3 separate regions of the Homo sapiens genome follow, and regions 1 and 2 are each linked to region 3. Evidence: read pairs that join two places in POLR2A ChIA-PET (ENCODE). Cell type or tissue: CD4-positive, alpha-beta T cell. All regions are shown on one strand. Each heading gives the region's core, and the rest is flanking DNA. Links, peaks and the distances in the headings are about the cores only.

Region 1 (10,655 bases), core at 3,425-8,424, 120 kb before region 3:
ATTTGAAATTACACATGATGAAAAGAAAAACTCAAAGGCCGAAATCCAAACTGCTAAGACTTTTGTCTTTATGAAAAAACAGTTCCTGAAAAACAAAATTCCTCCCCTGGAAGAATGAGAGGACTTTTCAGAAGTCAAGGTTATTGCAATGTTTTTTTTTTTTTTTTTTTCTGTGCTCAACATATCTGTACTTAAAAAAAAAAAACAACAAACAAAAACTATAAAGTTACTTCAAAATAGAACAAAACAAAAAAGCACCAAAGACACTGAAATACAAAAACTTTGGAGACCGGAGATAATTTTCAGAACCTGCAACCTTAACCTTGTCAGGGAAGGTGTTCTAAAACCTGTCTCTCCATCCACAGAATAAAACAAATGTTTAACTCTGGTTAATGCTAACAAGGATCTAACACATCAGAGAGCATGGAAGCCCTGGAAAATAATTGCGACCAATTTTCCTTTGCTGATTTGCCAAATCTGAGGTTCCAGACGGCATGACTTCCCTGGAAGCATTCAACAGGAAAGCCCACCTGTCTCCATGGCCAGCCTTAGCCCACCTGGGGCCTTGCCACACCTACTATCTGACCTCTGGCCTAATCCCAATGCCAGCCTGTGAAGCCAGCTTCTATGTGGAACCAGTGCTCTTGGAGAATTGTCAAAGCCCTATGATGACCCTTTGTCCACAAATGGTGTACAGTCTGATCATTCTTTGTCTCTCTCTCTCCTCTCAGGCATACATTAAGTGTGGGAGAGAGCTATCCTGCTCAAAAGAGAGTGCTCCCCATTCTGACACATCTGGAAATCATCTGGCAAATGTCTTCTGACCGTCTCTGAGTGAAAAAGCCTTCGAGTGCATCAGCCCATTTCAGCTCCACAACTTTCTCTTGTGATCATCCCTGTTTTACAGGATATGGAGGGGTAAGGTGACTTCAGTGTCACCTAGCTCCTGGAGTCGCTATGTCGAGGTTCTGGCTCTTTTGATTTAAGTCCAGGAGTCTATAAATGACCAGATCTTCCACTTTTGCTGAGCAGAACCTGAGGCTGAAGCTAAAATTCACACAGCTTCATCCTTCATTGGCTGTCTCTCCTCACCTTTGCAGGGCTTCCTGGGGCTGTCCTGATAAGAGAACCTTTGCTATGATCCCCTCAAATCCCTCCCTTTGGCAAAATGATTAGGGCCTATCTGATGGAATGTGAGGTACACTCAGAAGTCCCCTCCAATCTCCCGCAGGGTCCCCGATTTTGATCTTAGCCTTCCTGGCTTCATGCTCACCACTACCTGCTGCAGCCCTGGCCAGAATCCTTCCATTCTGTAGAATGCAAACACCTTCAGAAGGGGATGGCTACTTTCATCCCTAAGGTCTTACTGTGATCTGGTTTAGAACTCTTTTCTTTGCGGAAGGGGGAAAACTAGGAGTAGGAAGCAAAAGGAGAAGGGTCAGGAAGTGCTAAGGGGAAGGGATGGGGTGCTGCCTTTCCATGTGGCTGACGGCCGAACTTGGTTCTGGGTGCATGGGTTCTGAAAGCACCCTCGATGACACAAAGTGTGTTTAAATACAGGGTGTCCTGATGTGGGATGCAAAACAACACCCACCCTCTCCCCCGGCCTACCCTCATAAGCCGAATATTAATTTTACACTCCACAAACACTTTGATGGCATCAATGCGGTATAACAGTACATTCTGTTTTCTGCCATGCAGTGTGGGTGATCACTCAGTGCTCTTCGGTAGTGATGAAAGAATCAGACTCCACTGCAGAAAACACCTCATTCTATTCTCAGAAGGTCAGTCATGAGAAATGGAGCTTTCTTTAAAACAGGCTTACAGAAAACAAAAACACGAACTTTTTAGCTTATTAACGAAAAAGCTCTCCATCTGCTTTTTTTTTTGTTGTTGTTAATAAACAGATATAGTTAATAGTTTACGGATTTTAGCTGTGGTTTTTCCTTTTTCGTTTGTTTGTGAAATGTTTTTGCTTTTCAGTTTTAAGAAGAAATTTCACACCTCCCTCTGAATTTCTCATGACTTTGACTGCTGAGCTAAACTTGCCATTCTTGTACCCCGTGCTGTGCTGATAAGAGAATCTTTGCTCTGTAACCCTCAAACACAAATATCTCCCAAATGTGGAGACATTTCAGGATCTCTCCACAAATACAATCTTTAAGACTTACACTTTGGCAAATCTTCAAGCCCCAAACACCTTGCCACTCCATCAGTGGCCCTAATTCAGAGTGTATACCTCTCTGAAGGCCACCGGGGTGTGATCACGTGGGAGACATCTGAGCAATCTCCAGGGTCACTGGGCAACCCCAGACACACACAACCTGCCCAGAGGGGCCTGGTGTATTTCTTTCTCAGGCGGCAGCTGGATTCTAACTTACTGCAAACAGGTCACATTCAGTGACTTGACGCACAGATGGGACATGGCAATGTCAAGCAGCACTCTTTCTTCATCGCTGTCCCTATTTCTTCCCTCAGTGTTTCAGCCAGGGTGGTCCTGATAAGAACTCTGTGGGCAACCAAGTTCAGCTCCTGAGCTCATTTAGGGTAGATGTGGAAGGAGCTAGGTGAGGAAGGAGGAGAGCAGGCTCTGGAAGGGCGTGGCAGCCTCCCTGTCATTCTTTCTCTCTCCTCCCCTTTTCCTCCCTACTGTCCTTACATGAACGGTTTTCCTGGGTTTATCCTCTTCTCCTATAGGTGATAAAATCTCCCCCACCTCTCACAACACCTCCAATAAGGACAAAGGAGGGCTGGCATGCTCCTTCTGGTGGTCATTTGTTGCAGGACACCAGTATAGACTGTCACCCAAGTAGCAAGAAGAGAGGGGTCTCTTTTGATTTCTGGGGCGAGCCTGGCACTGATCTGGCTGGCTTACATGACTCAGCCAGGCTCAAGCTCCCCCGTGTCCCATGGCGGGAGGGTGTTTGCAGCTGTGAGTAGGTCCAGTCACAGTGACCCCAGCAGCGCCAGGTCAGGGTGGGCGGTGGGGCAGCGGGCGGGGGCGGGGGGCCTGGCAAGCCCCAGTTTCTGCTGTTGCATCTGCTGGATTCAAGCCTTGGCAACCAACTCCACCCGCTTAACAACAATTCATGGCATCTCATTACTCTTTCCTTTTCACTTTAGTTAGTAACTGGGTTCAGCCCAGGAAACTCTGGCTTCCAATCCTTGAGTGTTTTGACTTGGGGACCGTAAACTGTCTGATTTCTTGGACAAACATAATCTTGAGGAACTTTTCTCTTTACACAATGGCTAGGCTCTGTGAATGTCATGGCTCCCCATTCAGGCCTTGGTAGATTTTTTTCCCCCTTCCTACAGACGTCAAACTACTTAAAATAAATATTCCCTTTGGTTTTCGGGGCTCTTTCCTTTGGATTACTCACCTTTATCTTGGATTGGACGGCAGCTGGAAGGCAGAGATAGGGTTCATGGTGACTCTTGCACAGAGGCGGAGGAATCGCCTAGGCCAGGGAACCCAACCTAGGATTTAGTTTTTAGTGATTCTGGGGCTCACCTTTGACGTTGAAGATTTCACTGTTTTTGCCATATGGTGCCATTTATCCATGTGTGACTTTCCTATTTGGAGTGACTGCTAATCGTCTCCTTGCTCCAACTTCCCCTCCTCTGTGTCCCCTACCCAGCCACCATAGTTCTTTCCAAAGCAAATATGGTCATGTCTCCCCACCTCCTGCTACTGGGAACCTCTGAGGCCTCAGAGATAAAGTCTCATTTCTCAGTCAGGCAAACCGAGCCCTTCATGGTATGGCCCCTCTTACCTTCCCAGTCTCTTTCCCGCACACTTCCCTAGGCGGCCCCTGCTTCAGCCCCCCTCCAAACGCAGGGTGTTGGCTTATGATGTGTGAGTCCTTCTGCCTAACATTTCTCTTCCTTCCTTGTCAGAGTCCAACTTATCCATAAAGACCCATTTCAGATGGTACTGTGTGAGGCCTTCCTATACAGAAAGCGTCCCTCCATCCTTCCTCTGTGTAATATATATATTAGCAATCACTGCATTATGTTGTGGTTAACAACTTTCCAGCCATCCAAATAGCAGCTAGCTTACTTACTGTTACAATTATTATTTTAGTGCAAATAGACTAATTACCTTAATTCTTTTTCTTCTCCTTTTTTGTCCTCCCTTTTCTCATTCGTTTTGGTGGCTAGTATTATTTTTGCAAGCTTTGCTGAACCTGGTATTGTGCCTGGCATTCTAGAAAAAAAAAAACAGTTTTACATGCTGACTTTTGCCCTATCAAATATCTGCAATGCCTAGATGCAGACCAGGCATTTTGTGTCTGCTGCTATCTCATTTAAATAACACACACACTCTGTGAGCTAGATGTTTCGTTTTTTTAATTTTCACATGAGAAAAACCAAGGCTTAGCGAGTTTAAATACATTTTTCAAGGTTAGCAGTGGCATAATTTAGACTCAGGTCTCTCTGATCCCAGATCCTGTGCTGGGTTGGACTACCCCACAGAACTGCACAGGGAGTCTGTGTGTGGGAGCCGGGCCAGAAGGACTGTGCCCCAGCAGCATACTGTGAGGGTTGACCTTTCTGTGCCTTCATGCTCTGTTTGTGGGATGGAAATGGAAACCTTAACTTACAGTCCTTGGGATGGTTGCTAAGGGCAACAGGTTTGTATGAAAGCACCTGCAATTGTTAGACAGAACAAAAAAGTAAGATGACTGGGTCTTTTCCACCCTTCTCCAGTCTTATTCCTATCCCACCCTCAAATTTATAGTGCTTTCCTAGTCAGAGAGATTCACCCCTGGAGAAAGTCAGCTGCAGTTAGATTGATTGCTAGGTAAAAACCAAGGGTTTCATATCTCTAAATGGGGTGCAAGAGCAAGTGGGTCTGGTGGACTTAGGTGTGGGAATGTCAGAAACCGCGTGGAGACCAGGTCACACTGAGTGTAGGTTGGGGAAAGCTTGTAAACAGAGCGTCCGAGGAAAAGAGAAGTTGGTGGGGGAGGAACGTGACTGCCAGGCAGCATTCTCTGGGCTGAGGCAAGCCAAGGTCCAGGCACAGGGGTGTTGAGTGAGCACCCTAAGTGTCGGGATCCTGGTGACAGGCGCATTCTCTGTAACACCCAGCATCACCGAGTGTGGGCCCTCCTGCCCTCTGGGATCCTGTCCTTTATTCCTTTCTTTTCATCCAGACCTAGGATCCACTGGAATTGATCTGTCAGTGCGTGTTTATTAAAGCATCTACTGGGTACAGGACACCGAGAAGATACAGAATTGTAAAACTCTGATCGTGGGCCTTATTCATAAGAAGCTTGGCTGGAAAAACGTAGATAATAGATTCCTACATTGACTCACTCTTTTAGCCATTATTTATTGGATGCTTTCTTGTGTTTCAAGGTAAAATGGAGGAACACCAGTGAACAAACAACACGCTGGGGTGTGGTAGTTGTTGCTATTCAGAAAAAGAACACCTGCGGGGGGGAAAAGGGTGAGTGGAGGAGGGGATCTGTGAGCTGTTTGATGTAGAGTGGTTGCCGAGCCGGGGGCACCCCTGATGCAAAGTCAGAGCCAAGCTCACAACTTTATTGCTGCCCATGGTGGTGGCAACCTCACTCTCGTTATTGAAACAGGACACGTGGTCTAATTGCTGGCTTTTATTGACTGAGGTATTTGAAACTTGGTCTTACTTAAAAAATTCAGTGTGGGTTGTTGCCCTACTGAGCTGATTGTGCACCTTAGTTCTATGGTCCCTGCAATGAGCTGCTGCCCTCTGTGAGTTCCCTTCTGGTGATTAAATGGGGGGAGTAAGTGCAAGAAGGCCGGCAACAGGCAGTAGCAGCTAGTATGTCTTCCTGATTCTCAGTCACCTTCTTTTAGCACTGTTTTTTGGTTTCCTGCTGAAAAAAGACAACTGAAGCCAGTCACCCTGCAAGTTCACCGGTGCCTGTCACCTCTCTCTCAGGCCCGGGAGCCCCGCCCCTGCATTGGCATCCCCCCACCCCACCCCCCAACCCCGCTGCCCGCTCTCCTAGGCACGCGGCCTGCCTGGTTGTGAAACTTCTTGTTTGGGGAGTAATCCTATCTCGCCCTATCTGCCCCAGTTATGCTGAAGTCAAGCGAGGACTGTTTTGTCAAAGCCGACCGGTGCCCAGAACCCATCTCTGAGTTGCTACCCACCTCTTCTCTTCAAAAACAGGAAGTCACCTCAGGCCAGAGTAAATCAGTCCTAATACCCTGGGGTGTGCATTTTGTTAGAGCTCAGAAGGTTGGTTTAAAACTTGGCAAGTTAGATCCCTGGATGGCCTGGGCATGTTCTTTTTGTTTTCTCCCAAGCTTCTTGATTTCTCCTTCGCCCTGACCTTTACTCTTTGATTCAGAGTCAAGCTTCTTGGGTAGACCTTCAAGAAAGGTCAATGGTGGGTTTAGAGCCCCTCCCAGGGATTTGAGGAGCCCATACTGCAGGTAGACAGTTGACTTTGGGGGTTGGAATAAAGGATAAGGCCCCAGATTCTGGACTCCTTTTTTTTTAAATCTTATTTGGTTTTTATGTTAGTTTTATGTTAGCTGACACTACTGCCTCACAACTAAAGTGATACATTTATTTATTTTATTTATTAATTATTATATAATGTAGAACAGTCTAGTTTTATTGCTTTTAAGTGATAAAGAGCCTGTCTTTGCTCCCCCCCAACCTTTTTTTCTTTTCTTTTTTTGGGACATACATTAAGTTGTGAATCAGATGTTAAGCGATGTGGAGACGGAAGGAAAATTGATGACTTCATAATATTTTTACAACTTTACAACGAATATAAATCTGAGTCTGTTGCATGTACCAGGGTCTAACAAGGGCAGAAAACAAAGGCAAACTCAGGTTTATGAACGCTACCCCTACACACAGAGGTGCTGGGGGACGGGGGATAAATCCTTAAATGCAGAAGACCAGCTCAATACATGTGGGCATTTTAGGGTTAACACTGCAGGTAATAGGTTGTGGAAAGCAGGAATGTGGGATGTAAGTTTTGACACAGGTCTCCTTAGCACAGCTGGGGCAATGATGGCCACAAACACAAGAAAAGACAGCGGCTTAAGTCAATGGTGGGCGTGGTACCCTCCGAACTCTCAGGAGTCAATCACAAGGGGCAGGGTGACATCCACCCATCACTTTCCTAATTCCTAAATTCTGCACTTCTAAAGACAATTCAAGGAAGCAAACAATATCTTGGTTTCTAGAAAAGATGTCTGGGTTCTAGGGGACAGAGTTCATAGAATGTGAACATTGATGCCACTACAAAAACAAGTTTAAAAAAAAAAAAGTAAAAACAACCACCTAACCTAAGCAACAGCAAAACTGCAAGGAGCTTTTGGAACAAACGGCTGTGCCCTCAGCCTCAAACTACATACTCAGGCCTCAAGGTGACCTCTCTGATTACGGAGGCATCACCTTTTCACTACAAAGTGACACATTTATGTATTTCATCATCAAGAAGGAAAATACCAGTTTTGCTTTTTAGGAGGCATGCTTTTAGCTTTATCCTAAGCTGCTATTATCATTTGGGGATAGATCAAGACACAGACACAAGAACTCAAGTGGCTGGTGATCAGGGCCACCCGAAGGGAGTGTGTCCAGGGAGTCACCTCTACAGCATCGCTGACTGTGTTCACGTCCACACAAGAACATTCTTCATAAGACCCCAGCTGGACCTGTGCTCACCTGTGGGTCGGGCGATGCCGCCCAGCACAGATATCTGATGCCTGGAGCTCTTCCCCTCCTGGTCTGGTGTCTTGGCTGCATTGCCTCCCTCTTCCTCTCTTCTTCTAATCGTCATCCATTCTGATCTCTCCCTCTTTTAAATCTGAATTCCTTCCTGTTTGGAAATAAGAAACCTTTAGGGCTGATAGACTTAGTGAATAATGAATAAGTGTGTTTCCTTACTCCATCATTGATGAGATATCCCTACCACCCTGCCCTGCCATGTGATTGTCAGCTGCTGAAGAATGTTAAAACCTAGAAAGGAATCCAAGGGTGAAATCAGTTGCTGGGGAGGGGAAGGTGGAGTTTCAGCTAAGACCCAAGGCTTGCAAGACAGGAGTGTTGTGGGAGGGACTCGTGCTGAGTGACCTCTGAATCTGGCCACCTACGAGTCCACGCTTCTCCCTCCTCAGCTTCCTCTCGGAAGTGCCTTGGGGACCGAACTTCCTGCTCCAAGCTCTTTGCTGTCCGTTCATCTGCCCCAAGAACATCCCTGGAACTCCCAGCGTGTGGCTTCTTGGAAACACACGTGTGGCATTTCCTCAAGGCAAAAGCTCTGTATTTCCCCAGGCTCCGACACGTGTCATGGCCAGAAGGAGGGATGCTGGGTTGGGTCCTGGAGCTCCCTCTGCGAGAGAAGTTAAGAAAGTTTACAGCTTTGTCTTGAGACATTTGCTGAAGTCATGTTTCAAGAGGCAAATCACATCTGCTGCAACATGAACCGACCACCAGGCAGTAAGATGCACAGGTTCTCAGGCTCTGAGACCCTATGGGAAATTGCCTATAGGGCCCCACAGCCTGGGAAACTGGCCTAGAGGTTTTATGAAGTGACTAATATCCTACAGGGAACAGCCGGGTCCCAGGACTTGCATCATGGTCAGCAGACCGGCCCCTCTCTGAGCAACACCCTTGGGATTATTCACGTCCATCTGGAAGAAACTAGTCTCTGAGTTTGATTCAGGACTTCTTTCTCTTTCCCACCTCTTACCCCAGCCATGTAATTTGCACATCGTTTTATATTTTCTATTGGGAAATCACAAAGCATCTAAAAGGCAAGCAGTGGTTCTCAAGCTGCAGCCAAAGGTATGTGTGTGGGGCCAGGGGAGGGGGAAGCGCATTGCTGTTGAGAAAAGGGAGGGAGGGAGAGAGATTGACAGAGAGAGAGAGGACATGGGAGAAGGGGCCAGGAAGCTGGGTCTTTCCGGTTTGACACTGTAATCTTACACTTGATGATCCTGTCGCATTGGATACTACATGACAAAATTCAAATGAATTTACTTTTAAAAATTTGGATGATAGAATTGGGTGAAATCTTGCCACAGACACAAAATGTTTTTTTCTCCATTTGGGAGCATTGGCTGGCAGAGATGTTTTATGTCTAGATATTTCACAGGCTTAGCCAAGCATGGGGTCCTGCTTGGTGACTGTTTTCCGTAGCGTGAAGGATCTCCAAATCCCTCATCATTCTGAGCTCCCCAAACACTGAATTTTACCCTGCCAGCCGGGGCACCTGGCAAGTGGGTAATTGTCTAAGATTTGGTTATTCTTTCTTCTGCAATGGGGGCAGGTAACGATTGGGGCTAGAAGAGGCCCAGGAAGAAAGAGAGAGTTGGAGTGGATATACCTGGGATTTGATGACACCAAAATGATTTTAAATCCGGATTTCTTGGCCATACCACTTCATTAACAATTTGAGATCCAGTTTCTTCCTGTGAAAAATGTCAGTGTTTCTGAGTGTCTAGTATGTTGCATTGCATGTGGTAATTGTTCAATAAATACAGCCATTATTATGATTTACTAGGATCAGCTTGTTTTACTCAAGTGAAACCAGAACCCAGGCTGGAGCCTCGCAGAGAGGAGGGATTTGGAAAATACTCCTTGAGTGGAATTCAGTGATTTGTTTAAGGTGACAAGCCTAGAACCCAAGTCTCTGGCCCCCAATACAGGACTCTTTAGAAACAGTTTCACCTTGCTCATTCTCTGAACTGGTTTGCTCTCTGTTTTCAATAACAGAAACACCAGAGGCTTTCGCACAATCCCTTTTTCCTGAAGCCAACTCTGCTGAGGATGTGATGTGGATACGGGTAAGTTAGCTCAAGTTGCTGCCCCAGAACAGCTGGCTTCTCTGACTGAAGCCCGCTGGGTTGGAGCAGCTGGAGGCTGAGCTGGAGGTGGAGGAGAAGAAGGAAAAACGTCCATCCAGAAGAGGAACTGTCAGATAAAGCTCTCTCCCCTGTAGGCCTGGCGAGAGGTTGATAAGCCATCTTCAGAGATGTGCAGGGAGTGTCTGCCTCTGTTTCCGTGCAAAATCATGACTCAGGAATATTGTTCACATCCTCAGGATAGCACAGGGGCTAAAAATAAATCAGAAATGCCACCCAAAAAGACCTGATGAGGGGGCAGTGGCGGTGGGAAGCTTCAGAGAGTCTAAAGCAAGGAGCCCAGATGGACGGGTGCCTGTGCAGGTGGGAGAAGGAAGAGAGAAAGAAGCAAAGAAGACAAGGAGGCTGGCTGTGTGCTGGACCAGGGGCACATAGAAAGGGAGGGAGAGATGGAGTCAGACAGAATCTGATACAGGAGAGGCAGTGCAGGAAGGACAGTCCTGAGCAGGAGATGGTGTCTGTGGCACCGTGGAGCTGGCATTTGAAATGGCAAAACAGGGTGGGTGCTTAGCGGGAGCCTCCCCACCGCTCAGCCCTGCACCGCCTCTGTCCTTCTGGGTGATGCCATATGTGTCTTTAGTTATCAGCTCCATGCTGGTGACCCCAGATCTTCATCTCTGACCCTGATCTCTGCCCCAGGGTTGGTCCATGATCTTCAGCTGCTCTAACAGGGACTTTCCAGCCTTGTTCTGGGAAGTCCTCGAGATCTGAGTGTGAGGGTGGGGGGCTGAGGGCTAGGGCTCATAGTGCCTCTACTTTCAAACCAGGGCAGCTCC
Region 2 (10,655 bases), core at 3,706-8,705, 200 kb after region 3:
TTTTAAATAAACCATTCCAAATAATTAAATTTTGATTTGAAATACTTCAAAATTATAGGAAAATTCCCATAGAGTAGGCAGGCCAAGACAGAGGCAGTTATAGCCCCTTTTAATAGGACCTTTATAAGGGAGGCTGGAGCCCAATGAGATCAAAACAAGGGAAGGTGTTCTGACCTCACCCCGTAGCATAGATTAAACTCCTAACCTCAGTCTGCCCAGGAGATGAAAATCATTGCAGCTGCTTCAAGGCCACAGCCAGTCACACATGAGAGTTGCCTCATATCCCAGGGCTCACCCTCAAATCTGCCTCCACCACCCTTGCTTGGCTAGCAGGTTGTGGATTGGAAGGAGGCCACTGGGGATGGTGCATTAGTCCATTTGCATTGCTATAAAGGAATATGTGCGGCTGGGTAATTTATAACAAAAATAAGCTTATTTGGCTCACAGTTCTGCAGGATGCACACAAAGCATCGTGCCAGCATCTGCTTCTGGTGAGGGCCTCAGGAATGTTATAGTCAAGGTGAAAAGTCTAAGGGGAGCCTGGATGTCACATGAGGGAGAGAGTGAGCAAGAGAGAGGGAGCTGGAAGTTCCAGGCTTTCTTAAACAACCAGATATTGGGTGAACTCACAGAGCAAGAATTTACTCATTACCATGAGGGGGCACCGAGTCATTCATGAGGGATCCACCTCCACGACCCCAACACCTCCCACCAGGCCCACCTCCAACATGAGGATCACATCTCAGCATGCGAATGGAGGGGATAAAATATCCGAACATATCAGATGTGGAGTGAGGCCACAGTGCTTTTCATGTTCACAACATTATCATTACTCTGCATGCCCTCTTGTCCCAGTGTTTATTTACTTTGTATTTTGTTTCTTTGCTCCTTGCTGGGGACCTGCTCTGGGAAGTCGGGGACCATTCTGGTTTCTCCTAATGAAGGAAGGTAGAGGTGAAGAAAAGGTGGAGGTGCCCAGGAGCAAACTTCCAGGAAACAGCTGAGACACAGAAAGACGCCCCTTCCAGATCCTTCACTGCCACCTTCTCCTGCATCAAGGGCCTGGCCTGATAGATGAAAAATTGTCCTGTGGAAGAATAGTGTCACATAATTCACTTTATTAACAAAAATCCATCTTCAAAGCCCCAGTTGATTGAGATGTTGGCTAAAAGAAACTCCAAGGTGTATGGGAGCACCCTGAGAAAGGCTGAGGGAAAATTTCACAGGGACTCTGCAAAGCATGAGATACTGAAAGGCCTGCTGAGGCCACATGAAGGAGACAGGAAACTGTTTCCATAAACAGCATGGCAAGTAATTGCTGTGGAACTTCATTAGACGCTGGATTTAGTCTAACGCACTTGTCTCTGTCAGTTCCCCTGTCTTCAGGTTTCTCCTCCAATAGCGACACTGTGGCTCTCAGTGCTGGGGTGGGGGACTTATGCCACATGGGGCAGTCATTGGAGCAGATCACTTGAAAGAGACAAGAGTAGGGTGTTGGAAGAACAAGGGAGTTCCTAGAAATACTCCCCAGTTCTTTTACTCATTCTTATTTTTGTAGGATTTGTAAGCCAAGCCCATGAGAACTGTTATAGGATGTATGTAATAAAAAGACCTCCCAGCTTCCACTCCTGCTCCGGTGTGCAGGGACAAGCTGTGTCTGTGACTTAAGACCCTCCATGTCTGGCCTTGATTTCTTTGGCTCTCCAGGTAGGCAAAGGAAATTGATGATAACCTGCTTTTGGGTGATTAGTATTGCATTCCAGAGAGGTAAGCTAGAGGGGTCTATTTATTACTGTCCTTGGTCCAAAGTGCAATTCTCTGCTCATTCCTCTGTCTCTGCATTTGTTCACTCACTTATCCACCAACAAATGTTTACTGACTGCCTACTCTGTGCCAGGCAGTAGTTTGAGTTCTATGGGTAGAATGGTGAATAAAGCAAAGTCCCGTCCATCAAGGAGCTTAGATTTTGTAACCACACCTGATATCTATGTAGCAACTTTCATCTAGATTTGTCAACACCCGTGCAGATGTACTTTACAGAATGATTTTGCCCTACCAACAGCGATTATTCCTTAGCGTTGAAAATGCTTTGTTGAAAGTCCAAATCTTTCTTTACTCCCACTACATGTGGCAGCCTCCAGCCTCCTTCCATGACTGTTCACAACAGTCCCTCAGGTCTGAGCTCATTGCTCCCTCACCTTGCTAGACAATTCTTCCTTCCGTACCCTTGCTCCTGCTCTTGATTTATATTTATAATTGGCTAACTTATTTTATCATTTTATGTATAATATTCTGTCTGCCCACTTACACTGAAAACTTTCTGAATGCAGGATCTAAGTCTTTTAATTTTTATCTATTATTCTTGAACAACTAGTGCAGTGCAGTTTTATTATAGACGCAGACTCCAATCTTTCCTCCTTTGCATTGTGTTAGTTTGCATTCTGCTTATTCTGCTCTTGAAGATATGCCTAGTAAATAGCCGTAATTCAGTTTCTGCTACTCTGCTTGCTTTTTTGATGCTGTCTGTTGATAACGCTTGAACATCTGTCTTATTCTCCACTGTATCCCCTACATGCAGCAGAGTACCTGGTATAATAATAGAAACTTAATACATATTTCTTGATTATCTGTTGGCTGATTGACTGGCTGGTACAGAAACAATCTGCACAATCTGTAGCATGACCAATCTTTAGGAACACTGTGCAACATACAAGAATTCCAGAGCTTTCCTGCAGATGTCTAGAAATACCCACAGATTGGCCTGAAGAAGCTGAAGTTGAAGAAAAGACGCCACCGAGCCAAAGAATGAGGCCACATGTAAAATATTTGTATGCCATATTTTGCCCTTCAGAATGATTATGTTTTGGCTGGAAGGCGTGAGACCATATGCTTTTACTGTTTGCCTTATAAAAATGAGAGACAATAAGGAAGAGAAAGAGACTTGAAATTTGAAGAAGATACACTGTGGGCATTGAAGATGAAAGAAGAAGCCACAGGTCAAGGGTTGCAAAAGAATGCACATAGGATCAAGAACCTAAAAAGGGAAGGAAAATGGGTCCTCCCCTAGAGCACTGAGAGGGAATGCAGCCATACCAACACACTGATTTTAGAAAGTCTGACTCCGAATTAGAAGATAGTAAATTTACATTGCTTTAAACACTAATTTTTGGCCATTTCTTACAGCACTGTTAGGAAAAGAATACAATGTCCAGTGCAGCCAAGAGCTCTTGGAACAACCTTAGGGTCTGGCAGTGTAATCTAAAATGTATAAATAATGATAGTCCTGAAACACCAAGGTGGAAGACCTGGATTATCTGAGAAGAAAAGGGAACCCCATAATGTGAAGCACAAACTGAGTGCTGAGTTTTCTAAATATCTACAGAAAAACATGTTCCCTTGAGGCAGAAGTACAGAGTTAAGAGCTTGTAACTCCATGCTAATTTTGACCACACAAACTTGGTCTGAGAAACCTAAAATGGAAGTTGACTTACAATTTATGGATCTGGAGGAGAATATCCGCAAGTAACTTATACGCAACGTGAGAATAAAGGAAGGTGCAGAACAGAATCTATGAACAGCTTTTTATATGATGAGATGTGATGTGTTCTCCAAGTCTCATTTCCTCCAAAAATCTTCCTTTCCCAGCTGCCACAGTGTTTGGGTTAAAGTAATGTCTCCAATCCCTGTAGTTGTCATCTACAAAGAACATCCCCACTATAAAACAGACTCAAAGTCTACAGACCTCCATTAAATAACAGAGGGTGATTTTCCTTATGAAAAACACCACATGAGGCCCGTTAATAGGTCTCCAGATAGGATTTGATTGCATGATATCCAGTACACAATCTATCCTGCAGGCCAGCTCCAACCTAAACCCAGTGGGAAGCCCCTGGCCTTCACTTAAAAGGGATGCAGAGCCAGACTCCAGAGTCAACAAGATTTGTTTAATTGACCCTTTTTCTGTGTAGCTTACATTTATGTGTTTTGTAGCTCCATCTCCTTTCTGTGCTCCCAGCCTCCGTTCAGGCAGCCCTAATGGGAACTGCCCAGGATTTCTGAACTACCTTTACTTTAGTTGGTCAGTGTCCACATGCATTCATATTGTTCACACACATCAATTATATAAAGTGTCCTTACAAGTTTACTTTTTTCTTTTTTTTTTTGAGATGGAGTCTCACTCTGTCGCCCAAGCTGGAGTGTAGTGGTTTGAACTTGGCTCACTGCAACCTCCGCCTCCTGAGTTCGAGCAATTCTCCTGCCTCAGCGTCCCAAGTAGCTAGGACTGCAGGTGCACACCACCATGCCCAGCTAATTTTTTTTGTATTTTAGTAGAAACCAGGTTTCACCGTGTTGCCCAGGCTGGTCACGAACTCCTGAGTTCAGGCAGTCCAGCCGCCTCGGCCTCCCAAAGTGCTGGGATTACAGGCATGAGCCACCGCACCCAGCCTACATGCTTACTTATATGTTTGGCCTTTGTATCGTAAGGGTTTTGATGGCAGGGACTGTATCTGGTCCTCTATCATATCCTAAGTCACAGAAATAAGATGAAATAAATCCCCAAATCTGAAATACCTGGTAATGCTAATTCCTAGTCTATGTTATTATCTACTTTATCTGTGATTCTTTTCAGATTAATGGATAAGCCACACAATCATTAGAATGTAAACATCTTGAGGGCAGGGACCATAAGATCATCTTTCCTTAAAGAAAGGTCAGTTACATCACAGGCTCTTAGACTGGGAGGGAAAACGCTGCTTTGCCAAATAGTGTGTTCCTGCTCATTGGAGGTATTTACCTCCAAAGGTAATGAAGAGGCTCTGGGTACCTGTATGGATGTTGTACAGAGTACTTATGCACAGAGGGTAGGTGTTAATACTAAGTTATTTCTAAATTCCTTACAATATTATAATTCTGTGTCCTTAGTCATTCAAGCCATACCCTCTGAGAAGGTCTATCCGACCAGGCATTTGGCTGGAAATGATACAAAAAACATGCAAAATCTGATCTAATCTTCCCTGTGCTTTTCTCTCCAGACTTTGTCTTTCAATTCTCCCTCATCTATTTGTGTCTGGTCAAGCTGGAAACTCACAGTTCCCCTCAGGTACCCTGATATCTCTTACCTTTAGGCTGGTTAATTGCCAAGAATGCAAATCCTTGGTCTTTCTTTGCAGGTTTTCCTGTTCTGTTTCTTTCAGGATTCAACACATACATCATGGCCTTCCATGAAGCTTTTCCTGACTCTGTGAGACTATACTGGATATCTCTGCCATAAGTTCCCATAGTACCCTGAGTTCAGGGCAACTGCATTTTCATTTACTGTTCATTTTTATCTGTCCAGTAGACTGTAAGTTCCTTGGGGAAAGGACCACATCTGGTCTCTCTATATCCCCAGTAATCATCATAATGCCTAGTATATAGTAGATGCTCAAAAGTGTTTGTTAATCTCATGCTTAAATAACTGAAATTTAGTTAATGAATAATAGAGTGTCAAAATGCATTAACTTAGTATTCAATTTAAGCCCAGTTGTCATAATTATATACTAGTAACATTGGAACTGTTCAAAAGATTGGGGGATGGGGGGCAGAGAAAGAGAGAGAGAGAGAGAGGGAGAGAGAGAAATGAAATTCACAGTATTTGCATGCCAAGACACTATTTTCTATTTTTGTTCATGATGGCCTGATTACCCCGCCTTTAGTTTTACCTTCCACTCCACAGGCTGGAAACTTGGGGTGAAAGTGTCAGTACAAAGGCATTGCCCCTTTTCCTGTGAGTGAACCACTCACATCAGGAAGTTGTAAAAGTGTAAAGAGTATGTCCTTCCCCCACAGCACTGAATCCATGCATAGGCCATGTGGACAGCTTTCTGTATGGCATGATTTTTCCAGAGTTTTTCAGCAAGGAATAATCTTTTTCACCAGCCTCCCATTATGTATGAAACCTCTGCAACTAAAATCACTCCTTTTCACATAAAGCTGTATCTTCAGAAATTTCCTTTTTATACACAAAGCAGATACCTGGAATGGATATCACAATTAATGTTAACAAAAATGGATGATTTGACGGGATTAGTCCCCATCACGAGAGAATTGTGCCCCAAGAAATGAACCACAGAAAGGTTCTTGATGATAAATCTGATGCCAGGAAAGATTCGGGCCTGAAATGCAGGTAGACGTGGGAGGTCCCAGTGTGAAACTCTGTTGTATGAAGTAGCTCAAAGTCTCAGGTGTCCATTTGGAAAAGAAGGGGTATAGTGGATGAGAAAGATACAGCTTTTTGGTTTTGTAATGATGTGGTTCCACTCACACCCAAAATGGGCTTTCAAGGTTAGGACATATTTTTCTTGGTATGTACAAGACATCACAAGGTATCTTGGTTTCTCTGTTTTCTTGTGAAGGTGTAACGCTCTCTTTCTTCAGGGTGTGTCTCGTTGCCACAGTTTAGAAGTGTAACATTTTGACTGCACCTTTGAAAACAGAGTGAACCTTTGTGGCTCCTTATCTTCTATGATTCTGTTTAAAGAAAACAAAACATATAGACAATGTTATGCACACAAGGCCTGAATCAAGCAACAACATACTTATTTGTAGAGATTATTAGTACAGTGTGGTCACACATTTTATTTTCCACAAGCACGTGAGAAGCTCTGCTAAGCCCATTCTGTGAAATGCTTTCTGTCTTCTGCTGGGGGAGTTTCCTTTTGCTGCCTGGTGTTCGAGGGACTCTCTATGAACATTTTCCCTCTAGAGCAAAAATAATTATGGGGTGTCAAATCCTAATCATTAATAAACACTAAGATTTAAAGCTTTGGGTTTGATAGAGAGAATCTCCTTTTCCTGTGAATTTCCAGGCTTATTACCTTAGTTGTTAGCCTTGCTTAATGAAACTCAATAGTTCCTGCTGCTTGCCTATTTGGTCATTTTATACCAACCTAGAGTTGAAAGTTTGAGAAAGACATAATTTTCCAGGTGTTCACTCATGTTCTGTTTTACTTACAAGTGCAGACCCAAAACAATGGTTCTAATCAATCATTTGTTTTTCTACAGAACCTATGGGAAGATCAAGAAATGTCACTTCTGAGAAAAAAAAAATGTCTAATGCAAGGAGTGAAGAGAGCTTTTTATATCTTACACTGACCACAACACACAGTTCAGAAAACTTAAATAACCCTAACTAAAATTTGAAAGGTGCTTCAAAGCATAGAAAGTACCTTGACATGTATTTTCTCATTGGATTCTTATAAACCTATAAAACGGTGCTTACTCCATTTCAGAAATGAGAAAATGGCGACCCAGAAAATAAAGCAGCATGCACAAGACTACATGCTACACAGGGGACTGATCTGACACCAAAACTTGACTGCAGATTGTCTGCTTTCAACTCTCACCAGCAAAACAGACAAAAGTGCTTTGGACATGCAAGTGTTTATTATGTTGCATTTTGGAACTCCAGACCTAAAACCAAACATAGACAAATATAAAACAAAACAAAAAAACACTAAAGATCAAACCCATTCTCAAACCCAAACACCCAGAAAATAAAAGGAAATTATTATTATTTTTTTCTCAGGGGAAGCAAGTGGTTGATTTCATGTGGGATTAACTCTCAACTCTGATGAACCTCATGGTCTCCTGGATCTTCCCAAACCAAGGCTCTGGGACAGCAATTAATCAGATGGAAAGTCTGGGGATTTATCTCTCCACCATCACTGCTTTCTGCTGAATGCTGACTTAAAGATGTGAATCCACTCAATTATCTCACAGTTAGGAAGAAGCGAATCTATAGTTCAACGACACAGAGATGAGAGCCCAGGACAATCCCTAAGAGTCTGACTGACAATTAATTAGATAGATAGCATCTTATACTTGGGAAAGACCTTAGAGGTCTCATCCAATCTCCCTCCTGCTATAAGAATCCTTCCCTAGCAAGCCTGACAAATCACCACCTGGTGTTGGCTCCTGAGATGGGAATTTTCATTGTCTCGAGGTACCCGTTCCACTGCTGTGAGATGTGCTCTTGTTGTTAGAATGGATTGCCTTCTTGGGATCAAATTATTTCCCCTTTTAAGCCGTCAGCCCACTTTTTTGGCCTGAAAGATTATGGTTATTTGTGCATTCACATGCTATTCTTTGAATATTTGAAGTCAGCTCTCTTGACTTCCTTAAACTATCTCTTCTCTATTCAAAATATACCCAGCTTCTCCAACTTTTTCTAAATTCATTGATTTTTAAGACTTTCTACAAATAGTTCCATTTTTGTACATTTTTTTTTTGGAGAAATGTTCATAGCTGAATAGGGTCTATTTTTCCTACTTAATCTGACCCATGTACTTTCAATACCTTTACTGGTCATTAGCTCTATACCAGTAAGGCCAAATATATGGTGGTGGGTGATAGTATCAGCTCCCTCAACTCTGCAACCCACTGGAGCTTACCAAATGAGAACTGGTTTTCTTCATGCAATTTACCTCAAAAGCCACACCATCAGCAAGAGGACCAGAACTAATTGTCAAAGTGCAAGCCACAACGAACACACAATTGTCACTTAAAACCAGTTTTTGCTTCAGTAAGCTTTTTTTTTCTATCTAGTATTTTATCTCTTAAAATAAAGAGAAAAAACAGGTAAGAAACTAGTTTACCAATAACTTTGACAAATAGCCCCTGAGGTAGAGGGAGTGACATTTGGAAAGTTGGTAAAAGCCACCAGAGTCAAAGCAACCTAAACAAAAAAAAAAAAGAAAAAAAAAAAAAAACTTGTGGCTATGCTACACTCAACCAGGCCACACCTGTTTTCAGAAACCACTGAGTGTTCTGCAGATACGCAGAGATGCCAGGTCTGACAGTCTCTAAGGCAACCAGATACCGATCATTGTCACACAGTAAGAAATAGGAAGAGACACTGGTAACAAACATTAAGCCTGGTTTTCTCATCTGCTCAACAGTGTAACGGTAGGTGGAGTCAGCTCTGCCTTGAGACTCTTCACTTGTCCAGTCTCAAACTCTAAACACCTACTGGAGTGCAGGGCATCCTGCAGCTGGATAAGTAACTGAAGATCTGAAGCCCACCTCTTAAGCGTAATCCCGCAATCGAATGTGGACTTTGAAATGGGCTTTTGAGGAGAAAAGGACAAGCTGCAGTTTCCCCCGTCTTCTAATTTCCTCATCTGCGAAATAAAACAGAGTGTTTATATGTCCAGAGAGTGGTGAGCCAGTGAACTGGGATGACACAAAGAGATAACTTATCTAATTTGGTTCCCAAACGGGTGGGTTGGATTTTAGTTAATAAGTCACCATCATAGGAAAATATAAGCAGGTCCCTGCTTTCTGAGCATTTATGTCTATTGAAGATGTACAGTATCATGCTTTCCCTTTCTGAGACATTTCCAATCTGTAATATGTCAATAAGAATAAAGCAAATGGGCATTTTGTAAGAAGTTGGCAGAGGTGCAGAATGCATTTAGGAATTGGAATGAGTGCTTGTCTACTGCTTTTCAAATCATTGCATTGGGATTACTTATGCCTGTGTTTTTCTTGCTCCCTAGACTGAGCTCCTTGACATCAGGGGCTCATTTTTGTTTATTGGTGTCGTTCCCACTCTTCCTGGTGTCATGTTTTGCACCTGTGGATAGTCAAGTAATAGTTGAATAGTTGTTCAGTTGAATCATTCTGTTGCTTTTAGGAGGTGCAGTTTGAAGACACTGCAGCTAGACTGAAATCACATAGCCCAGGAAATGGGAAAACATACCGTGAAGATGGGCTAATTAATGATTTATTGTACCTTGAAAAAATTTAAAAAAGTATAAATATTAATGAAAGTATTGGTTTTTAAAGCTTAATGATGATCAGCAGCAGAAGATAAAACTTAAATGATACAACTGGCCAGATGGCAACCATCTTTATTAAAAGGCCTGGTCAGAATAAGAATCATTACATAGAATTGAATATGGGACAGAATGTTGAGAATCAATTATAGTAGTAAATATAACCAGCTTTATAGCAACACCAAGAATTACAGTGAAGTGCAAGTACTGCGAAATAAAATTTAAAATATTGATTTTCAAGGATTTATTTTACATTTTATAGTCAAAATTTAATGCAAAACAAAAAAGAGCCTGAAAATCATACAGTCTTACAACCAAGAAAAAACTGTCTTGGTATGCTTTGTATGAATCTTTTGAGTTTGTCCTTCTCTACACGTATCACAACACATATCACACAAATATACACACATGTATTTTTGTTTTTATAAACTGGGCTAACATATTGTTGCTTTGCAAGTTGCTATTTCACTCAACAGTGCAGTATGGCCATGTTTCTATGTTATTTAACTATTCTCTATTTTTCACAGCTATATATTATTTTATTGTATTTATTTATATACATATTATGTATTAATGGACATTTAGGTTGACTCCAAGGTTTTTGTGTGCTGTTTTCTCACGTATGCTTGTTGTTAAGGCTTTTCATAATGTCTTTGGGGAAAGTTCATGGCAATTTTTTTCTGCTAGCAGTATACAGATGGGACTTTTATCTCCTTTTAATTTCAAAGGAAATGTGGCTACAGATGAAAAATGACATGACACACACCTTCCTAATAGTTTAAGAACACTTGCTCTTAAAAAAAATAAGAAAAATGTAGGGGAAGTGATCTACTCCTC
Region 3 (10,655 bases), core at 2,924-7,923:
GGATGATCTGATGAAAGAACTTTGAAATTTCAGGCTGACTGCAAAGTCTCCAAAGGATCTGGGGTGCTGGGTGAACCGAACAGCGATTTAGTTTTTTTAATGAGATTGGGCCCTGGGTGACTTGCCGCTGGTTTCTCCTGGCTTTGATCAAAATATCTGCCTAGTGGCATGGTGCAGGCAGAGAGTGATGAGCAAAGATGATGCAAGTCTTCAGTTGCCCCCGACTGCCTTGGTTCGTAAGAAAATATTTTCAGTGTTTTTATGGGCAAACAAGTTCTAAGGAAGTAATACTTGAATTTCCAAAAGCTGGTGCAGAATACACACTAGGCTCTGCCTACACGAGCTAGTCACAAATCTCTTTACGAATCTTCTCTAAATTCCTGTTCTAGAGGAGCCTAAATGAAATTCGCCTTATTTAGTAATTGGTTCTTGGTTCTTATATTTGTCAGGTGGATTTATTTATGCCACAGGCTTTTTACCATGATCTTACGATACAGAGTTTAGATAAACCCTATTTCTCTTTGGGTACCTAAGCCCTCTAAGACAAAGGAGAGGGATTTACATTTAGGGTGCTTGATAGTAAGTAATTGAGTCCCTGAATCACACAGCGTCCCTTTCATTATGTTGGTTATAATGATATTCCTCACTGGAGGCAGCACCATGTCTTGAAAGAGCAGAGTTTTGAGGTAAGACAGCCCTGGGTTTGAATTCAGGCTTGATCTTTACTAATTTTTCCTTAGACAAATTATTTAACTTCTGTAAACCTTTCTTTTCTGATCCTTACAAAGGAGGTAATAATAAAGAGCTTTCAGGGCTGTTAGGATTAGAGATAATTCCTGTGAAAACTTTTATACTTTTTCATTGCCACAGGAGCTCAATAAACCATTATCTTGTAGGTCACTAAATTCTGTACAAAAGTTCATTGCTGCTGTCGCTGTTATTACTTCAGCGGTTGTTAAAACTGTGGTTACTATTAACCTGGTTACAGAAAATTTTCCACTTGACACCTCCATAACCAAGTGGGCCAGAGCCGTCCCTGTGGCCAGTTCAATTATTTTCAAATGCCTCTCACGCATTCTTACCGAACGTGAGTTAGGGCTTGAGTTATGATTCCAACTCTAAAGCATTATTTTTAGACATTGCCCTTGCCACTTCAACAAGGCAGTTTTTTGGAATTGATGTTATCAGGATTTAAAATTATTTTAATTGCTGAAGTACTGTCCTCTTTGCCCTGGAGTCTTTTCTTTTCTGGGAGGTGACCCAGCCATTCAAGGTTTAGGAGAAAAACTCTGTACTTGATAATACAGCCAGGCAGGATTAGAACTCCTGTTCTCCCAGGCGTCATTTCCTGAGCTAGGCTGCTGCCGGGAAGGTCCAGGTCAGTGAAGACCTGGCAGCCCCCTGAAGATAATAAGATTCAAGACAGAAAAAGCCCACCGACCTTTCCTTCTTTGCCACAGATGTCCCTCCTGTCCCCAGAAAATGGCCATCGCAGTTCTAGCAGGCTTCCCCTAAGGAAGATGTCTGCAGGAACCATGCACCTCTGGGGTTTGCTGGTTGCTGATTGCAATGGTTGATTTATAGCCAGAATCTGGCACCTAGAAAAGGGGATCCTGCGTCTTTAAACAGCTGTGCGCCACTGTGTGTAAATGTGCTTGCTAATCCAGTGACTAATTCAGTATATTATAAAGCAGCACTGAGCCGGCTGCCAAGGCAGGGCTGAATCCCAACTGGAGTGGTGTGTAAGGCTCAGAGAATTATGTCTTGAATTCTGCCACACCACCCGTCGCTGAAATCTCATCTGGTGTGTTCCCTGAACCAGCGCTGGCCTTCTGGTTCCTGTCTGCCCACTCCGCTCCCTCTCCTTCCCTCTCCCTCCCTCCGTCCCTGCCTTTATTTACTCATGGAGGGTGGAGCCCGGCTCGATCTGAGTCAGGGCCAGGGAACCAATCAGAGGTGCTCTGGGGCATTCCAGGGGCCAAAATTCATGATCCCTTTTGGAAAAGAATTTCCCAAAAAGATCCCTGGCATCACAGTGTTGTGACTGCACCTTCCTCAGTTCCTGTGCAGTGAGCCTTCACCGCCCCCACACCCCACCGCCCTATCAGCTTTTCCTCTGTCTCCCCCACCAGGGACTGGAGGGCGAAAGAGCCCTGTCTGATGGAGACTTCTTCCCCTTGAGAATCTTTTGTATGTAAGTATAAAGATGCACATATCACTTTAAAAGAGCACTCGGCAGCCTTTTCTGGGAGCATCTTTAGGGTAGGGAACTTGAGGGATTTTGTTCGTCTCCTAGAACCTGTGGCCCTTCCTCTTTAGTCCTCACATAAGTGGTCCCAGAAATTGCAGTTACCAGGTGTCTGCCTCTGGAAATGGCCCGTGCCCAGCCTCTCCCACGGTCGGTCTCCCAGTGAGCATCGCGGGGCTTCCATCTCACAAGGATTTCCAGGTGGCGGAGGTGGCTGTGGGAGATCTCATCCTCTCGTCTTCCCTTTCAGTAATGCCACCAACTGCCAGGGGCGCCATCCTGGACACCTTGCCCGCCTTCTGTCCCTCACGCCCTACACCCAGGACATCTTACGTGCACTCCTTCCTACCCCCTCCCCTAGTGCTTCTGGACCCCGCTAGTTCACTCACTCTGCATTGCAAAACCTTCCGCTTCAGCCGTGATCCCAGCACTCATCGTCTGTTGTGAGCATATAGCTATTGCTTCTGTACTTAGGCGGTGTTTGCTTCTCCCACTAGAGGGAAACTCTGCCTGAGGGATCTATCACCAAGGTATTCATTGTTGGGCTCATAGCAGTGGGCCAGTAGCTCTTTCTCTCTCTAACATTTACTTTTTTTTAAATTGAGATATAATTGATATAACATAAAATTTACCATCTTAAAGTGTACATGTCAGTGCATTCCAGTACATTCACAGAGTTGTGCCATCATCATCAACGTCTAATTCCAGAATGTTTTCATCACTCCCAAAAGAAGCCCCATGCTCATGAGCAGTCAGTAGCTCTTTCTGAAAAAAAGAATGCTGTCCAGCTGGGATGTGAGGAGAAGGGCTCGTATTCCTGATCTGGAGCTTGGAGCACACACCTGGGGGAGCGCTGCATCTCCCCAATCTCAAGGGACTTTTTCAGTCCCTCCTTCCTCACCACTCAAGCCCAGGGTTTATTCTGAGGGCTCATTGGTTAGGCTCCACTGTGTAGTGAGCTAGTGTCGTCTGGACAGAGATAATGAGCGCTTTCACCAGCTGCATGCAGACAGTTCAGTCCGGGGAGCTTGGGGCTGTGGTGGCTGCAATTTCCTAATGGCTTCCTGATGAGGCAGAGCCATTTATTAGCAGCGGATGAGGGCTGCACATCCCAGTCTCTCCCTTTCTCACCTACCCAGGCAGATGGAGAGTGGCTTAAGCTCCCTCCGCCTTTTGCATTGATCACTTTTTGTCTGCTCGCCACCCATTGGTTGGTCTCGCCCATTGATCTGGAGATTGGGTCTGCCTGGCGACTTACCACCCTCTTGGGCTTGCTACTGGGAGAGGCGTCTGAGGCTGTCTGCCCTGGGTCCGTGTGGGCGAGACTCTGGGGCAGCAGCAGGAACAATAGAATGCTGAAGATTGGGTGTTTGGGGCCATTAAAGAGAAGCCCATTGGGAAGGAGAAGAAAAAAATCTGTGGGGTCTAGAAGAGATCACAATGAGGTGGATCTTTCCTGGAACCCTTAGGTCTCTGCATTCCGACTGCATTTGCCTTCACAACTAGAGCTGCTTGTGTTACTTCAGGCCATGGCCTTTCTGGGGGTCAACAGATAGCTTCATTAATTAGATAGATCAGATTCAACTTACTGGCCAGTGCCCCTGATATTAAGTTCTGGCTTTGTCAGTGGGGTTTGTTGTATTCCCTCAACCCTATCACCATGGCTCAGTGACCCTATTTGGAATACCAGCAGGACTAGAAGGGTAGTGGTGTAAAACCTTTAAATGATATGAGGCACTCTGCCTTTCAGTGCTTTTTAGATAAAGGTTCATAGATCACTGAAGTTAACTGCAGTCTTCACTCTTTCTGGATTGACAGGAATAGCACCCTCAAATTTCAGAGCCATCAGACACCATGGTATCATGCTATCGGAGTTGACTGTTGAAAGTTGCTTAATATCCCTGGTATGCAACAAGGATCTTTGCTAGGAGGAAGCTTTTCCACCTTAGAGTCTGACCATTGGTATTCCAGACTTATAACCTGAAATAGGAGTGGATAGCATCATGAATCTGTAAAATCCCATCATATTTATTAGATCTTTGGATGGCTCATTCCTCTGTGATTCTTAATAACTTGGGGAGGAGTAGTGTTTATCCAGAATGATGAACCAGGACTTGATAGTAGTGAAGATATAGGAGAAAGCCTCTCCCTCCCAGTCCACTGTTGTAAGTAAACAGCAATGATGTAGAGGAAAAAAAAATCCTGAGAGGGAGCCAGAGTTCTAGAATTAGTAACCAGTGACTTAAGGCAAGTTGATGTCACCTTGAGCTTCATTTTACCCACCAGTAAAAGAAAAGGTTTGAACTAGATGACATCGAAAGCGTCTTCTAATTCTGTATTCCAGGAATAGTGTAAGACCCCTGACCAGTGGCAGAGCTTGGCTCCTCCTTCTCTCCACTTTTCATCCATTTTATAACTATGTCTGGTTGCAAGGAAAGAGAACATCCCTCCAAGGAGTTGTTAAAGTTTTATAGCAAATTCTGTAAATTCCTCTTTTCTGCTTTTTGGTCCTGGATAAGGCTTTATGCATCCTATAGCTATAGTGAGGGCGGGATAGAGGGACAGAGGCAGGGAAATGTGTGAACACACCAGGAGAGGACTCGGGCTGATAGTTATTGCTCCAGGCCATAAAAAAGGCCAAAGCCAAAGAGATATAGAGGCCAAAATTATAGATTAGGTAGGTCTACACAAACCTTGGAGTAGGCTCGTATGATAGGTTTAGCAGTGAGCGTAATGGTTTAGGGAGCATAAGCATGCTCCCTTCAAAGCTTATCTCTCTAGGCCCCTCCTTTTTAGTGCAGGAAACTTGAGCTGGGTCCCCACAATTATTGCCTAAATCCCCGAAGTCTCAGGATTTCTGACTCCTCATTAGGGACATATATTTAGATTTACTGCACTGTGTGGGGCCTGAATTCCATTAGATGTGCCATGTTGGGGCGGCACCATCGGTTTTTGGTGTGTTTAGCTGGCGTGCTGGTATTTTTTGGAGCCTGTGATAGGCAGAGGGACGGCCATCTCATGTGCTTACCAACATGCTCAGGGTGGGGATTTCTGCATCTTCTCTGATGTCAGCCTTGCTTTAGGGTAAGAATGTGTGTCTCTCTGCCTTCTCCTGACTCCTACCATGTGGTTCCCATGTGGCTCTTGTGAATTACACTGGGATGATTCAGCAGGGCCCTTAGAGAAGGGAATAATTAGTCTGTTGGGAGCAGGGGATAGGGGAGGAGTCAAGGAAGCAGTGTTTGAATGAAGTACCGTACCAGGTCAGGTGACCTATAGATCACTCACTTAGATCTTCACAGTTTGGTCTATTTTAGGTGGTCCAATGTTTCATCTGAATTTCAGTCTCCACCATTTGCATAGCATGAAAGATGTACTAGTATGTTTGCTTGTTATGGGCTTGTGCACATTATCTGTTGTCCTGGTAGTTCAAGTTTATGAGCGCACCCTCCAGATGGTCTGGACCCTGAGCATCTTGACACACTTATGAAGTTGATGAAGAGCATGTGGGGCTGGGGAAGGAACGTGATGCATCCCTTTTAACCATTTCTTGGCTCCTAGGGTTCGTTGGCCCTAGCAGTATCCAGCATGTGCCTGCTCTGTGCTTAAAATTTTAAGTTATAAAACATTTAACTGTTTGCTACTAGTTCCCTCCCAATGGGTTGACATTATCTGGGATGTTGTCTGTAAAATATTTTAAGCTATTTAAAGGAAAAAGAGAAAAAAAATCTTATTTAGATTTGTATATCTCCTTACATGTTGGTTTTCCAGGAACAAGGTGGGAAGTTAGTGACAGGAACTTGAGGCATGAGTGGAAATCTGAAGTTACTGCTCAGGGGATCTCTTTGTTGAGCCCTGAATTTCTTGCCTCTGGGAGATTCCAGCTTTGCACGTGGGATTCTTAAGGCTATAAGGTTGGACTGGATCCAGAGGGTGCAGTTGCTTACTGTTGGTTGCGCATTAATGCTAAGGGCTGTCGGTGGAAACTCACAATGAAGGCATGCAGGAGGAGATGCCTGCAGGGGCTCACGGCCTGTGCCTCCCTCCCTGTTCCTTCCTCCCCAGCCCAGGCTCTCCTCATGTTCAGTTTGGTGTCTGTCACAGGCTAATCTACTGGTGGCTCTTTTTAGTAAGGCTGTAGGAGGATTAAGGATACAAGTAACACAGTTTGGGAAGGATTAAAATTGAGTATCTCTCCAAAGCCATGTTAGAGCAAAAGATGAAATTCCAGAAAATAGAGATACCATCAAAAAGGGGCTGAAATAAAGGGAAGAAGAGATTGTCCCTGAGATGTAATGCATACATATCTGTGAATTTCAGCTCTTGGCCTCTTTATTTGTCTCCAAAGAAATGAGGAGGGAACTTTCCCAGGGAAAAGCTCCTTTATAGTGCTCCTAAACATGTATAATTAACAGACCTAATAAGACTGTTGTTTCAGAAACCATAGAGTTGACCTCCATCGATTGGTTATTTTTTCCTTGGCGTTCCCACCTTCCTGCAACCTCTGTACAGAGAGGCCTTAATTGCTTTGGGCTGGGCAGAGCAGCAGTTACTTTTCTCATCTCTCCCTTCTCAGCAGTGGCTGTATTTTAGCAGAAGGCAAGCAAGCTTAAGAGAACCTCTAGGCTAAGAAGCAACTATACGAAGAAAAAAGAAGCCCATTTCTAAGCAGGCAGCCTTCTTGGTGACCTCATCTTCCTCCCAACTTGGGTCCAGTTGGAGCTGTGCATACAGGGCAGACTTCCAGTTCCTCCTGTCTGGGACTAACAGTGGCAGATATAAATAGACCAAGACTTTGTCTGTAGCCATTGTTCTCTAACTGCCCATTGTTTCTAGAAGCAAAGCAATGCTGTGGCTGCAGCTCTCTTTCTCTCTCTCTCTCTCTCTCCACCCCACCCCCTTTCTCTGTCTTTCTTTATTTCACTGTACAGGGGTCTGAATTCCAGCTCAACCATTTGTACTATCAGCCACCTTTCACTTGCCAGATGCTTAGAAACTCGAGGGGAGAACTGGCTCCACAAGTGGGAGACCAACTGAATATTGTAACCTCATATTTTGATTCCAGTAATGCTTTTGTCTGAGTCTTTCCATGATATATTTGTGGTCAAGACAAAGATATGTGGATCTAATGATAGTAAAGTCAGGAGGATTTGTAACTGGTTGAGCAACTATACCCAACGGGTCTTGATTAATGTGTCAGTGTCAGAGTAATGCATGGTCTCTGATGTTATGTTATGGGGATCAGTACTTGCTGGTTGCCTTTTCAACATTTTTATTAGGGGCTTAGAATAGAGAAAGACACAGAAAGCACACTTAGTGCATTGCAGATGGTGCAAAGCTGAGAATGATGGCTAATAGGATGAGCACAGATTCAAGGTATAAAAAAGTTCTTAGAAACATGGATCGAAACAAAGTGAAGTTAATATGGATAAATGTGAAGCCCTGTTGTGAAGTTAATAAAATTCAGTCAATAGGTACAGAACTGGTTCAGTATCACTTTCTATGGAGAGGTCCTGGCAATGTCCTTTGAGTGGCTTTTGTAGTTAGGCTGTTAGATCAGTGTTGTCTTAGTCTGCACCAGTCAAAGCTTATGGAGTAAGATGATCATCTCATTGTTCCCATTTAACTTCTGAGAAGCACGATGTTCACCTATGAATGCTTGTGATGCTCTTCAGGAACATAGGCTTAGAGGAATGCTTCTAGGTGGAGCGAGGGGAGTGGCCAAAAACCATGCCAACATGAATGGTTGAAGGAACCACGGAGTTTGGAAACCTGGACGGAAGTGATGATAGGAGGAAGAAAGCAGGGGAAAAGCTGCCAGATAAGGACAAATTTGCTTTGTGCTGCTGATCTCTCAACAAGCAAAGCAAGGGCCTATTGATAGAATTCATAAGAAGGCAGATTTAAACTCGTTGTGTCTAATCATTTTTAAATAATCATTTTGGCTTATAAGTGAAATTGTGTAGCTCAAAAAGGATGGGGCAACCAAATGTCTTAAGTGAGAAGACTTCTGGGGAAGTATGGTGGTCGTTCTTCAGGTCCTGCCCTGCCCCTCATGACCACTCATCATCAAGTACTCCTCTGTGGATCTGGAAGCTGGAGCAGGGTGTGCACGCATACTGTGTTGCTTCAGTGCCTGTGGCTGCCAATATTGAGAATCCTTGTCTGATGTACTGGGAAAATGGACTTGCGTATTCTTATTTTTCATTGTGGTTTCCCTGGGTTGAAAACAGACAGTTGCACTGTGTGAATGTGTATGAGTATGCTTTTTCCTTCTCAGTCCAGATTTATTTATTAAAAGAAAAACACATCTGCATAAAAAAGCCTTAGAACGCAGGAAGAATGTCCACTTTGTTTTTCTTTCTGTAGCACCGAGACATGTGGGGTTTCAGCTTCCTCTAAGAAGTTTTTGAAGACTGGCTTTCATCTCAAACAAGACTTTTTCCCATTGGAAAAACGGTCCTTTTTTGGTTTAAAAATGTATTTATATAATGTATAAATAAATAAGAAAGTTGAGAGAGAATTTCCTTTCAAAATTGATGAAAAAATGTTGCTTTCTGAACATCATTAATTGGGAGTCGGTTGTTGCCTCTTCCCAGGCCATTGCCACTCTGCATTCTGTTTCTTTGTTCTGGTTTACAATTTTCCAATATTCCCTTTCTCTGCTTCCTGCTTTCTTCCCTCTCTCCTCCCTTCTTGGCCAGCTCTCCTCCTCTGTCTGATCCCAGCTCCAGCCTTCTCCCTTGGCGGCTACCCCCATGGCCACTGCACCACCTTCCTAGCCCCCGTTCCTCCTTCCTTTCTCTAAGCCTTTCTTCCTTCTGCCCTTCCCGGGCTAACTTTGAACAACTGAAGCCCTCACTGGAAGAGGCCTGTCTCTGTGTTTGTTTCCTGCGTGGGAGGGAGAGGCAGGCCTTGAGAAAACAGTTCAAAAGTGCAGAAAAACTTTACCTCTTCCAGCCTAAATAAACGGGCTCTACTCCATTTGTTTGCCCAGATTTTTCATTTGCCCATGGAGAAAACTCCTCATCGTACACCTTGCCCAGCCTGGCCTTCTTGGTGATTCTCAGCACCACTCTCCCGATGCCTGTTTTACCCCCCGACCAAGTGCCAAGTGGGCCCCGAGCCGAGGTTTGACCAGGCCAGTTCTGGGTAGGACGTGCAATGGAGCCTGCTGTCGGTAGAGAGTCTCGGGGATTGAGGTTCTTCCCTGCTACAGAAAGAGCTTTTTCTAGAATGAAAATGTTGGAGAAAATGAAAAAAGAAATGTTATCATGCCCCATCATTTTTGCCTCATTTGCTTTTAATTCTGTGAATAGGTGCAGGGAGAAAACACGTGGCTTGCGTGTCTGAAGATGTGGGATTGAATCCTTGTTATATCACTTTACTGGTTTGATAATCTTAGTTAAGTCACTTAAGAAACATTTGTGAGCCTCAGTTTCCTCACCTACATGATAAAGATAATAACTACAAGTGCTTGTTTTGAAAAATCATATGAGAATATTCAAGAAAATGCTTTCTAAAAGATACAGTTCTAGTCAAATAGCAGGAATGATAATTATAGGTGGGAGTTAAGTGAAATTAAAATAAATTGGTTAGCCCAATTCATCAGCATCTGCAAGATCTCAGAGGATGAGGCCTCAAAGGCTATTATGTAAACCAGAATTAGTGGAAGCTGGGATTATAGCAAGATGTAGTTGTCAGATATTCTCCATTGTCTTCCTGGATGGGGTTATCCTATGTCATGTTGGTACCAAAAGCCGTATGATCCTGTCATGAGAATTTTAGTGAAGGCAGGGCAGGAGTTTTCCTCATTCAGAAGTGTAAGATGTGGGAAGAACCAATAGGATGCAATGTGGTTCTCTGCAAAGCCATGGAGACGAAAGAGCCCAACTCATTCTTTCCTCCTGAGTAATGTAGAGACCATGGCTCTGTGTTTTTCAGATAAAGAAGTCACACTGTTCTGGGACATTTAGGAACTATAAAGTATGTCATGTGGTGGGAGTCAGGTGTAATTATCTATGCAGGAAATGCTTTGAAACATGTGAAGTACTTTGTAAATGGCTTGAAATGATCATTTAAGAAGCTTAAATGATTCTTTAATGTACCCTATGGAGGTGGTCCTTGCACACAGGAATCATAATCTCAATAGCTAAAACTTCCTTTTAAATTGCTTGAGTGTCGTTAATTTAGAGGCCCATAAATGACAATTAAAACGCAGCTTGGGTTTTGGCAGATTCCAAACACATAGAAAAGAGTTCTTAGCATAAAATTATACTTTTGCTTTGTGCCATATTGATTCTAAAGTGGAACTCTTAGGACGTTTTTGCAACCAAAAGGCATCTTAGGTGCATTGGATTCATGTAGTTCTGAAGTGTCACGGCAAACATATTTTAGATGCTTATTG

Evidence for each region. ChIA-PET counts read pairs that join two places held together with the same protein. Peaks named below come from ENCODE experiments on the same cell type or tissue, not always from the same donor. Only the 100,000 strongest peaks of a DNase experiment are listed, where the experiment ranks them.
Region 1: POLR2A ChIA-PET joins it to region 3 with 18 read pairs; 13 of 35 experiments call an interaction of 5 or more read pairs at or near these places.
Region 2: POLR2A ChIA-PET joins it to region 3 with 10 read pairs; 10 of 35 experiments call an interaction of 5 or more read pairs at or near these places.

What each region holds. Positions count from the first base shown.
Region 1 is chr11:128,619,850-128,630,504 of GRCh38, reverse strand. LOC105369568 (a long non-coding RNA gene) reads left to right here and starts at 8,259. Exons shown (of 7, transcript XR_001748441.1): 1 at 8,259-8,800; 2 at 9,519-9,623; 3 at 9,731-9,801. RefSeq lists enhancers at 2,022-2,231, 7,595-8,794, a silencer at 6,065-6,114 and a cis regulatory region at 5,456-6,342. In CD4-positive, alpha-beta T cell, for the core only: no CTCF peak of the experiment used is centred there; DNase peaks (open chromatin) are centred at 5,544 and 5,974; H3K4me3 peaks cover 491 bases; H3K27ac peaks cover 4,409 bases.
Region 2 is chr11:128,300,865-128,311,519 of GRCh38, reverse strand. It overlaps LOC124902787 (a long non-coding RNA gene), which reads left to right. Exons shown (of 2, transcript XR_007062946.1): 2 at 7,045-9,193. Among named protein-coding and RNA genes, the nearest start is that of LINC02098, 97 kb to the right of the region's middle. RefSeq lists a silencer at 8,792-8,881. In CD4-positive, alpha-beta T cell, for the core only: no CTCF peak of the experiment used is centred there; DNase peaks (open chromatin) are centred at 5,711 and 6,429; H3K27ac peaks cover 4,944 bases.
Region 3 is chr11:128,498,488-128,509,142 of GRCh38, reverse strand. The region is part of intron 3 of ETS1 (ETS proto-oncogene 1, transcription factor); the gene reads left to right. Among named protein-coding and RNA genes, the nearest start is that of MIR6090, 19 kb to the left of the region's middle. RefSeq lists a silencer at 5,295-5,589 and an enhancer at 5,295-5,589. In CD4-positive, alpha-beta T cell, for the core only: no CTCF peak of the experiment used is centred there; DNase peaks (open chromatin) are centred at 3,212, 3,462, 4,472, 5,272 and 1 weaker place; H3K4me3 peaks cover 4,938 bases; H3K27ac peaks cover 5,000 bases.